Regions from separate parts of the Homo sapiens genome. Here regions 2 and 3 are each linked to region 1. Evidence: chromatin contacts called from ENCODE Hi-C or POLR2A ChIA-PET data. All regions are on one chromosome and are shown on one strand. The core of a region is the stretch at or near the end of the contact, and the rest is flanking DNA. Distances in the headings are between cores, read along the strand shown. Region 1 holds the start of SORBS2 (sorbin and SH3 domain containing 2). Region 2 overlaps FAM149A (family with sequence similarity 149 member A). Region 3 holds the start of ANKRD37 (ankyrin repeat domain 37).

Region 1 (3,713 bases), core at 848-3,347:
GTTAAACATAATGAAGTACAAGGCCGTCACCTCACCATTTTATCCCCTACAACCCGCATAGGCGTACACTTATCACCAAACGTTTGCACATGTTTGGCTCCACTGAGATTCTTAGTCTCTATCTTTATATTTTGACTATTTTGACATTTAGAACAAAAGTTTGGAAAACTATTCTCCTACTGCTTTAGCATTCTCTTATCTTAGGGCTTATGAACATTGCTACATCTCTGAAACAGGCGGTTCCTGCCCATATCTATCAGTGAAAATTATACTTAAAATTCTGAAGAGACTCATGTCATCCAGATTTTGGAGGAAAAAGGTAGCAAATAAAAATATACTTCTTAGAAGTAGATCTCAGTTACTACTTATTTTAAATTTCACAGTAGATTCCATCTTTTGTAGATAGGGGTTTTGTTCAAAGTTTTTGACCAAACATTTTTATTAAATATTTTCAATAGTATTATAAGTGATCTGACATTTTTGGTAACAAAACAACCAAAGAACTGACTTGAGTAAAGCTGAAATGTTGCTGAACCAGAATCTAATCCTTACTCCGTCATTTTCTTACCAGGGATTTTGATTTGACTGACCAGTTTCAATCCACAGTAACAGCTTTGTTCCTAAGAGACTATAAATCAAGGAAATACTCACTACCAGGCAATTCCTCCTGCAATTCGGGGTCTGTGCTGTTATTATGAAGCAACTGACAGCAAACATTTGCTGCAAGTATGAGCGCAGATTTGGATGAGGTGTGCGGTGTTTTTGGTTTCACTCTTTATCTCTGAAACCTATCTGCTTGTGAGAAAAATTGTGCAAGAAAAGAAGTTTTACTGCCACATACCTCAGCTGTCCTAGAACTCAATGCAGAGGCTTCGCTTCCTTTCTTTCCTTGGATTCTGAGCCGGGGGAGCACAATGGGGGTCTTGTGCTCTGGGCCAGCAAGGCATGCAGATACTCGGAAAGGAGGTGTGAACGGCTTCCAATACCTACACTGTTTGCTTTACAACTACCCCAACTAAATCAAACAGGACACCAAGACACTCAGTCCAGGGTAAGCAAGTACAAAATCCACTGGCTATTATGACCCACATAGAGAACAGAATTCTTCAATTTAAGTGTGTACATAGCTGTGTTAAGAGTTAAATAAATCATTTACGAGGCTTAAAAAGAAATGCTTCTCATGTAGTTCTTTTTCATGTAGTTCTCTGAATACAAGTCAAAGTGCAGGTCACGAAAGAATCCATTGTTCACAAGCGAGAAATGTTGTTGGCTGTGAGGACGGTTCAGAACAAGCCATCGTAGTCTGCTCAAACAGTAAATATTGGTTTTAAAACCCCAAAGCATATCGGTCATGTTTTTTATCTTCCAATTGCTAGAACCAAAATTCACTGAAACAACTCTATGTCTCTGATACTATTTTCTAGAAATGTGTGTGTATGCGTGTGTGTATGTGTCTGTGTATGTTTGTTTGGTAAATCCAAATCACACAATCAACGTAAATCTTTCAGGCTAAGTTTTGCCCCAGTTATTTTTATGCTGTGCTTTCAAAAAGGTCAAAAAAGCTTACCTCTGTCAGTGTACTGGGACGCTCAGGAAGCCCCTTCTCCGCCTCGGCCTCAGCGTGCAGACATATGCCCTGGGAGCCCACAATCTGTTAACAGGAAGCAGGTAAACCCGAGAGCGTCCGCCTGCGTTCCAGTCCAGTGCCCGTCCCAGCACACACCTGCTTTTTCAGACCTGCCGCTCATATGCCACAGCCACGCACAGGACCAGCGTTAGCAGAGTGCAACACCCTCCGTTTGGATCCCTCGTTTTCAGGGTAAGCAGCTAGGGAGCTGCTGAGATAATATTGCAGGGAAAGCTTGCCTTCCCAAGACAAAAACCTTTGCTGCTGCCTGATAGCAGATATGCAGCATTATCACTCTGCATTCCACATTCTCCAATCAGCTAATTGGAACGGCAGTCAACAGCCTGTCCAAAAGGCAGCTTGCAGGCCTGCGTGGCTGTGATCATTGTATACTAACATGCCCATTGCTTCTCTCTTCCCTGAAGAGATGTATAAAAGAGGCTTCTTCCAGGGCGAAGCTCAGCAGAATATGCCACACTGTTTTCCATAAGTAAAATGGCTGGTCCTCTCAGCTCTGCTGCAGACAGCTCATTGGGTTCCACTGGCTTTTCGTAGCCATAGCAACAACCAACAGACAGACTTAGCAAGCATGGCTGATCATGTGCAGCACACTCACACAGCTTGTTAATTTCTTTTCATCAAACTCATCATTTTTTTGAGGAGGGTAGCTTCTGTTATCTTTCTACACATTTCACCGATAGTGCAAGTGCTCCGATTTTTCTGCTCTCCTGAAGAACTCTTTTTTATATGAGCCGGGGCTATGTATGAAATCGAGGAAGTGAAGCCCTATTAGTGGCTATCCAGGTTAATAACATGCAAATCACTTAAGAGACCCTAACTGGAAGCATTGTCAAAACAAGCCCCACCTTCCAGTCATAGAATGAGTGCAGAGAGCTGCAAACGGGAGAGTTACACTTTTTGTTTTTAAATGATAATCTTAGAGCCACTTAATTGAAACAAAACCCTGTGAATTGCTATATAGGGTCAGAATAATAACTAAATCAGGTAGACTATTTTAATAAGATCTTTAAATATCCATTTACTTATGGCTCAACTTATCTGATTACTTTAAGATGCTTTTTATGCAATTTAAAATAGAATTTTTAAAAAATCCTATTGCTTCTACGGCAGAAAATGATTCTTTAACTCAATCTTATTTGTAAATTAAAAATTCTTTTTAAAAAATCCGCACCTAATTAAAAATTCTTTGACTTTAAACATTACCTTCAAGGCAAGAATAGTTTTACTTCCTCAGTAAAATGGATCACATTCCACCCGTCCATAACATTTCACCTCCTCTGGGAATCTACCATGATTAATGCCATGAACAACGTAAATCTTCTGCAGAACCCCCAGGCTTTTCTTCTTTTTCAGGACTCTATCACCAGTCATATTCTATCTGATATATTTCCAAGGCACTGTCCCATTTATTTTTGTTTCTAGCAATCTGTTTCAAATAGTTATGTTAACACTTTGGACTTGTAAATATAGATGTTCTATTTGCTAAGTAGTCATTGATTTAGGATTCCGTCAGTATTGCGTTTCCCTACCCATGTTAACACTCCTGCCTTCAGTATTAATTCCCAAATTTTGACTGCATAGGAATCCTGTGGATGTAGATTTGGGGATGCCCGCTCCCCTTCCTCCCCAACCGGATTCACATTAGGTAGGTCTGAGCCACCCAGGGTCAGCGTATCCATGGAGGACAAGTGGGTGGCGCTTTCCTGCTTGGGAGAGTCCTCACCGCTTCAGATCGCCTCCAGCCAGCCTACCTTTTCTCACTGAAGTTCCCTTCCCTGAAGTTATTTTGCATTTGCTGTTGCTGAGCGTGCCCCTGCCTTCGCCCTCAGCCTCCCATTCTACTATTCACTGCCCACGTTTCAGAATCCTGCATTACACACCATTTCCTTGCCCTGCAGATGCTGCTACTATTAAAAACCTTCTCAATCTGACTGCTCCTCGCCCCAGCACCTTTAACCTCCATCCCAATCTGCCTCCTCTTTTATCTTCCAACACCTGGCCCAAATGGACCACCTCACTCATGACTCTCCCAGGTGGGGTCTGAGCGACCTCTTCTGCGACTCCC
Region 2 (3,656 bases), core at 839-3,338, 340 kb after region 1:
GAAGCGGGTAGATCACTTGAGGTTAGGAGTTCGAGACCAGCCTGGCTAACATGGTGAAACCCTGTCTCTACTAAAAATACAAAAATTAGCTGGGCGTGGTGGCAGGCGCCTGTAATCCCAGCTACTCAGGAGGCTGAGGCAGGAGAATTACTTGAACCTAGGAGGTGGAGGTTGCAGTGAGCTGAGATCAATTAGGTAGCCTTATAATCGAAAGCAAAAGCAAACTTTTTAAAAATGCATTTTAGAGTGGTGTTCTAACTAGAAATATTGAAAGTTGAAGTTTTTCCTGATTCATGACCATATCTTATGTTAATATATGTTTTATTTGTAAGGGAAAATAAGATTTCTATTGAAGAACAGAAGTTGTTGATTATTAAACATCAGGAAGATATTTTGACTAGAGGAAGTAAATGTTTTAAGCGGTTCATTGAAAGGACATTTCAATGATTAACAGGAACTGTGCTACACCAGTTAGGCTTAATAGTTTATTTAACATCTAGATATTTCTTCTGTTTTAGTTCTTCATTAAATTTTAATATCTTCTAACTCTTGAAAACTCAGTATACCCACAAACAGCAATGCTAGATTAAAGCAAGTTAGGTGTCTGTGTGGCTTCTGAGTCTAAAGAATTTGATGTTTCTTAATTAATATGGGATTAATGATTTTTTTACTGGAGGAGTGGTTGGGTTTTGTAAGTAAGTCCCTTGTCCCTGGTCAAGGGACAACTGGGACCTGAAATCCCTGAAATACTGTGAACTGTTTGGGGCAACTTTTCCTTCTCTGGCTGAGTCACAAAAAGTTGATGTTGTCTTCAGTTCACATAAAGGTACATATAGGTTAATGGCAACCTTGATTTTAAGAAAAAGAAAAATGATGACATCCTAAGTCTCAGTTTCATCAGGATGGGGTGTGTGTGTGTGTGTGTGTGTGTGTGTGTGTGCGCTCATGCACAGGTGGGTTTGGAGGGATGTGGCAGAACGAGAGGAGCAACTTTGTATAAAAGAGAAATTTTAAAAGTCTTAATGAATAAAACTATATTATTACATTAGGGAGACTCGTCATGTTTTATTTTATTTCCAGAAGAGGACTGTCAGAAGGACGTAGAAGGCACGGTTTTACTGTGAGGAGCAAAGATTCTTTACCTACGCATTTTACAAGAAATGTGCAGAAAGCCATTGATAAATATACCTGGTAAGAATTCACCTTGCTTCAGATTACAAAATCACAAAATGCCCGTAACAAATGTGGGAAGGAAGTTAGTGACTGGCCATGAATTTCTAAAAGTAAGATGCAGTTTTATTTTTAACCTAGTGTAAACATCACACTGTAAAAATATTTCAAAATTAGTATACTGTGAAATTAATAAATATATTTAATGAAAGAAAGAGGAAGCAGGCTCAGAAAAGTGAAGCCACTTAGCCATCCAAGCCCTTCCAGCAAATGTGATTTCTTTGCTCATGTTCATTCCTGCAGCAAATCCTTGTCATCCTTTTCCTCCAGCGGAAGCCATACACCCACGGGAGCCCACACCTCTTGGTCTGGGTCGGCCACACAGAGCTCTACCACCGGCTCATCCACGGAGAGGGGCTCCGTTTATTCCTGGAGAGATGACGTATGTCTCAGAATATTTTGGATAATCTTGTAATTACAGTTTATAGTGAAGAGTTGCTTCCTTATATTCAAAATTATTTTTACCAATTATAAAAGCATGACCTATTGCATACATACATGTACATACATGTAAAAGCATGTACATGTTACATGTGAAAATAATAGATCACGAACCGTGGAGGAAAACAGAACTCCCTCGTGACCTTCTGGCCCCGTCTTAGCTGCCCGCAGTTTTCTTGTTTCCACCCTGCAGCCGGCTCTCCGGGTGTGTGCTCCTTGTGACTTCTTGGATGGTATCCATGGCCGGAAATTCAGGACTTGAATAAGAAAGAAATGCTGGAAAAGTAAAAGCTGTGGCAGCCACTGTGATTAGAGAACTCCCCGCCAGTATTCCCAGTCGGATATTTCACCTTCACCCCCTACCGCTGGGGGCGCTGTTGCCTCTGAACTGCTTTTGTCTGTGTGAGCCTGGGATTCTGGCTGGGCGAGCTCTGCCTCCACTGCTCCAGCTTGCTCAGGAGCTCACTGGCTCCAGTCTCCTCCCTCCCCCTCCCTCCAAGGGTCTCCGTGGATCCCAGGACACAGCCCTCCTTTTTAAGGCCCACCTGGCTGCAGCACCTTGGGTGTTCTGTTTTACCTCGTTTATGCTGGGTGTTTTGTTGTTGTTGTTGTTGTTTTTTGCTTGCTTGCTTTCTCTCTCTCTCTGTCTCTTTTTTTTTTTTTTTTTTTTTTTTGAGACGGAGTCTCGCTCTGTCGCCCAGGCTGGAGTGCAGGGGCGCGATCTCGGCTCACTGCAAGCTCCGCCTCCCGGGTTCACGCCATTCTCCTGCCTCAGCCTCCCGAGTAGCTGGGACCACAGGCGCCCACCACCACGCCCGGCTAATTTTTTGTATTTTTAATAGAGACGGGGTTTCACCGTGTTAGCCAGGATGGTCTCGATCTCCTGACCTCGTGATCCGCCCGTCTCGGCCTCCCAAAGTGCTGGGATTACAGGCGTGAGCCACCGCGTCCGGCCTTTTCTCTCTTTTTTTTTTTTAAGACAGAGTCTTGCTCTGTCACTCAAGCTGAGGTGCAGTGGTGCCATGTCGGCTCACTGCAACCTCCGCCTACCAGGTTCAAGCAATACTCCTGTCTCAGCCTCCCGAGTAGCTGGGATTACAAGTGTGCACCGCCATGCCCAGTTAATTTTTGTATTTTTAGTAGAGACGGTGTTTCACCATGTTGGCCAGGCTGGTTTCGAACTCCTGACGTTGTGATCCGCCTGCCTGGGCCTCCCATGGCATGAGCCACTGCGCCCAGCCTCTTTGCTTTCTTTAAAAGTGGTTCCCCACTCCCACTGCACATGGGAATCCGCTTCTGTCCGCAGCTGTGCAGCTGTGATTCTCAGGGGAGCCGGCAGGGCAGGTGCACCGAGGGGGTCTGAAAGGGACTCAGCTCAGCACTGCTAGGAGGACCTTTCACGCACGCAGCTCCCTTACTTAGGGGCAGCTGCCTCCTTCCTCTCCCTTACGCCCACTCACCACCATCCCTCAAGCCCGCCTTCCTTGGTAGAAGGCTGAGCACCACTGCTTTACTCTGTCCAAATTCTAGGATTCTTTTAGTACAACGTTTAATGGAATTACCAGGGAAATTCGTATAACTTCCATTAATACTCAGGCCTCACCCTAATAACCACACTTCTTAGGATAACTAAGGATTTTTTTTTCCAGTTCATTGATTTAAGGAGATTAATGGCCTTTTCTACAAAAGTAATTTTCTTTTCTGTGGTATCACCAGAAGAAAAAAAAATCTTGTATTTTGCAGGTGTGCTTAGGTGTGTCAGGCACAGCTCTGTGAGGAGCTGCCTGTGTTTGCAGACATACAGATGTGGACGTGTCTGTGTGTCTACGCTGATGTCTGTGGCAGTATGAACACGTCCATCTATACCTCTATCTATGCAAATTCTTGAGTCTCATAACTTCCGTGGCAGAAGTTTTCTCTATTTAACAGTAAAAGAATCCGAGGCTCAGAATGAGATGGCATTTCTCAGAAAGGTAACAGCTAGA
Region 3 (3,773 bases), core at 6-2,505, 420 kb before region 1:
CGATTCTATATATTTGAACACACATTTATATTCAAATATTCATATGAATAAAAATGCTTAAAACTACCCCTTGGGTAACTAAGTATAACAACATAAACTTGCGATTGCAAATTTTATGGCTCTTACTACAAAACAAAAAGTAGAATGAAAAGACCACTTATCTTTAGAGGACAAGCATGAACTTGTTTTCTAACAGCATAACAATAAACGTATTTATTTCTCCGAGCTTTCAAAGGCATCAACAGAAGGGAATCACTAAAAATGTAGGGGAAAAGAAACACTCGGCTGGAGCTTTGGTTTCTAAGCAGATCCTTCTGGAAAGACGCTTAGGGAGAGTCTAGGGAGCAGCTCTGACGTCAGTAGCTGCCATCGGAAGTCAGGTCATGTTCTACAAAAAGCAGTGACGCACGCCCGACAGCACCCGCGGGGCCGGACAGCGGCTTCACCAGCCCCGCGGGTCCGAATCGCACGCGGCCGGGTCCGCTCTCCCGGGAGGAGAGCCCGGCGTGGACCAGCGTGACGACCCCAGCGTGCTGCGGCCTCTCCCCGAGGGCCCCTCCACAAGGGTCCCTGCGCGGGCCGGGCTCGGCCGTTGCCACTCGGGACAGCCATCCCCTCGAGTTCGCGCTCGCCGTCCCCGCCTTCACCTCCCGGGTTGGGAGGCGGGCGACTGCGCGCGAGGTAAAGGAACTTGCGTTCCCCGGCGCCGAGGCGGCAGCAGCGCAGTGCACAGCGGCTTCTGAAGGCGGCGTCGACGGGGAGCTGCGCGTGGCTCCCAGTTTCCTGGTTACGTGCGCGCCGGCAGAGCCAAAACCTGCAGCCGAAACTCCCGCTTCTCCGTAAGGATTAAAGGGCGGGCGCACTACCGGGAGACGTGTCAAACTCAGCGCGCCTCATGGCGGCCGCGGAGCCCCACCCGCTCCTACTCCAGTCCTCTCACGCCCACTGACTTACCCTGCGCACGCGCGCTGAGGCTCCGTGGGGCCGCCGCGGGCCCCGCCCCGAGGTGGGAGGGCCTGACGCATCCACAGCTGGCCAATCGGCGGATGGCCTCGCGCGCCCGCCCCCTCCCCCTGCCCCCGGCGCCGGGCTCCACGTGCCAGTGTTTGTGTACGTGCGGCCGTGGCGGGGCTGGACAGGGTCCGGGTCGTTGAGGATTAGGCTGCTCGGGCGTAACCGGAGCTGGGGCGCGGCTGCCAAGGGCCGGCCCGGAAGTCCCAGCGGTCTTTAAATTCTCCCGTGCTAGGGCCAGCCTGCGCATTCTTACCTGTCGGGGTGCGGCGAGTGTCTCACCTCTCTGCACTTCCAAGGACTCTTGTCATCTGCCTTAGGCGGGAAATGCTGTTGCTGGATTGCAACCCCGAGGTGAGATTCGGGCTCACAGAGCCCGAGCTTTTGTCCTGCAGGCTCAAGCTTCTAGATTCGTCTTCTCGTTAATGCGGGGACGGACCACTGGGCGCTGCCTGGTCAGAGCTGGTTGTGAAGGGCGGGGAGGTTTCCAGCCCGGAGGGGCGCGGGACTGGACAAAGGTGGGAAGGGTGCTGGATCTGTTCTCTTCCTGCAGGTGGATGGTCTGAAGCATTTGCTGGAGACAGGGGCCTCGGTCAACGCACCCCCGGATCCCTGCAAGCAGTCGCCTGTCCACTTAGCCGCAGGAAGCGGCCTTGCTTGCTTTCTTCTCTGGCAGCTGCAAACGGGCGCTGACCTCAACCAGCAGGTAACTAGGTAACTGTTGCTGTGTACAGCCGTCCCCTCCAACCCAGACACACACAAACATTTCTCAGACGCCAAGAGTTGTTTCAGCTGTTAAAAACATGTCTATAGCAGCGATGTCCAACAGAAATATAATGCAAGACACAGATGTAATTTAAGAGTTTTTTTCCAGTCTTGATGTGAGGACATGAGAAATTTGAAGTTTTTAAGTAGCCACATTAATAAACGAAACATGAAATTTTAGTATTTGACCCAATTTGTCCAAAATGTTATCAGTTCAATATGTAATCAAAGCAATTGCTGATTAGATATTTTACACTTTCTTTTATTCTGTCTTCACAATCTGGTGTGACAGCGTATCTCAAATCAGACTAGCCACATTTCAAATACTCTAGCCTTAAGTGGCTGTTGACTATCATATTGAACAGCACAGATCTAGTTTATTTCAAAAGAAGTAATTGCTACATTACCAAAAGTCTCCCTGCAGCAATTGAAATACTTAGGAGCTATGTCCACAAGCATTCTAATTTCCTAAAGAGTTTTCTTACTGTAGTTTGCATCTTCCACTGAATATTAAAGCATGGTGAATTTTAAATTGTAAACTTTTCTGGAAGAACTCTTTTTATTTGCTTACATTTTAATGTATGTGCATATGGCTACACGTTTTTATTTATTTGAGACGGAGTTTTGCTTTTGTCGCCCAGACTGGAGTGCAATGGCGCGATCTCGGCTCACTGCAACCTCTGCTTCTTGGGTTCAAGAGATTCTCCTGCCTCAGCCTCCCTAGTAGGTGGGATTACAGGCACGCGCCACCGTGCCCGGCTAATTTGTGTATTTTTAGTAGAGACAGGGTTTCACCATGTTGGCCAGGCTGGTCTCGAACTCCTGACCTTAGGTGATCCGCCTGCCTCAGCCTTCCAAAGTGGTGGGATTACAGGCGTGAGCCACCGCGCCCAGCCACACATTTTTATTAATGAAAACGGTATGAAAAAGCAAACTAAAAGAACTAATCAAAAATAAAAAGCTTTTGCAGCTTACCGAGGAAAAAAACAAAAATAAAAAGCTTGAATTTAAAAATTCAGTCCAAAGGAGGAGATTTTTAGAAGGTTCCATACTGAAATGAATATGCAAGCATAGTACATTTCTATGTTTCAAATTAGCCCATGGAGTTGGCTATCCCTAATGTAATCACTAAAAGTATCTAGAAGATCTAAATAAAGGAATGATCATTTCAGAGCGTATGCTAGAATGCTGAAGTTATAATAGTCCACTAGTTACTTAATTCTGCATTTCTGAAGTGTTGCACTTGCAAACGATTATCAGTAGTGTTTTTAATTAGAAGAGATGTTGATGCAGGTTTATATGTATCAAAAACACATGACTTCTTAGTCTTAAAAGTGACTAAGACTTCTTATTTCTGAAAACAAACCCAAAACCGGAACTGAGAATGAATATTAACAAAATAAACCCACGAAAAGTTTTTGGTGTTCTCTGCCAAAAAAAAAAAAAAAAAAAATTCCCTGTCCAGTACAATGCAGTTCTAACTAGCTTCCTTAAATAGCTAATATTAAATGTCACTCATCAACTTTCACAAAAAGTGTTTTTGGGAGACTCTAAAATGCACCATCTTACCTTAAGGATGTTTTAGGAGAAGCTCCACTACACAAGGCAGCAAAAGTTGGAAGCCTGGAGTGCCTAAGCCTGCTTGTAGCCAGTGATGCCCAAATTGAGTGAGTATGAAAACAGTGGCTTCACATTTTATGTTTTCTTGGATTAAACTAATCAGACTCCTGAAGCTTAGTTACATGTGCTTTTAAAAATAATGCTTGCGTAATTGATAATTTAGTGTTAATCATTTAAATGTTAACTTAGGTTGTTGGTGCTATCGAATAATACTCAGTTCGAGTAAGTAAAAAGTCAGATCCTGAGCAATCAGAGGTGCAATTTTGTTCATTATGACTGTATTCTACTTCAGTTTCGGTTCAGGAAAACCCATTCTATAGTTCCCATTGACTACCTTTGGGTACTCATACACTGTATTAAACATCAGATAATTCTAA

The links. Hi-C counts contacts between places; a loop is a spot of excess contacts on that map. ChIA-PET counts read pairs that join two places held with the same protein, here RNA polymerase II (POLR2A). Pooled maps may share reads with other maps.
Region 2: a loop to region 1 is called in a pooled map, with 4 times the contacts of the local background. The contact joins the enhancer-like site here to the promoter of SORBS2 in region 1. A Hi-C loop is called at or near these places in 7 of 37 single-sample maps with no recorded cell type and 5 of 50 pooled maps. POLR2A ChIA-PET finds 5 or more read pairs at or near these places in 1 of 52 experiments (activated CD4-positive, alpha-beta T cell).
Region 3: a loop to region 1 is called in a pooled map, with 4 times the contacts of the local background. The contact joins the promoter of ANKRD37 here to the promoter of SORBS2 in region 1. A Hi-C loop is called at or near these places in 1 of 37 single-sample maps with no recorded cell type and 4 of 50 pooled maps. POLR2A ChIA-PET finds 5 or more read pairs at or near these places in 1 of 52 experiments (Panc1).

Annotation. Positions count from the first base shown.
Region 1 is chr4:185,810,097-185,813,809 of GRCh38, forward strand. SORBS2 (sorbin and SH3 domain containing 2) reads right to left here and starts at 2,098. Exons shown (of 27, transcript NM_001395207.1): 1 at 1,568-2,098.
Region 2 is chr4:186,148,093-186,151,748 of GRCh38, forward strand. It overlaps FAM149A (family with sequence similarity 149 member A), which reads left to right. Exons shown (of 14, transcript NM_001395294.1): 2 at 1,081-1,191; 3 at 1,474-1,612. Among named protein-coding and RNA genes, the nearest start is that of FLJ38576, 42 kb to the right of the region's middle. RefSeq lists an enhancer at 628-1,827 and a silencer at 1,846-2,041. Within about 2 kb of position 2,089, at least 9 of the 41 ENCODE cell types and tissues checked have a DNase peak (open chromatin) inside an H3K27ac peak, as active enhancers do.
Region 3 is chr4:185,395,586-185,399,358 of GRCh38, forward strand. ANKRD37 (ankyrin repeat domain 37) reads left to right here and starts at 1,256. Exons shown (of 5, transcript NM_181726.4): 1 at 1,256-1,365; 2 at 1,565-1,717; 3 at 3,352-3,443. The coding sequence starts at 1,339. LRP2BP (LRP2 binding protein) reads right to left here and starts at 339. Exons shown (of 9, transcript NM_001377440.1): 1 at 1-339. RefSeq lists silencers at 462-651, 872-1,241 and an enhancer at 772-841.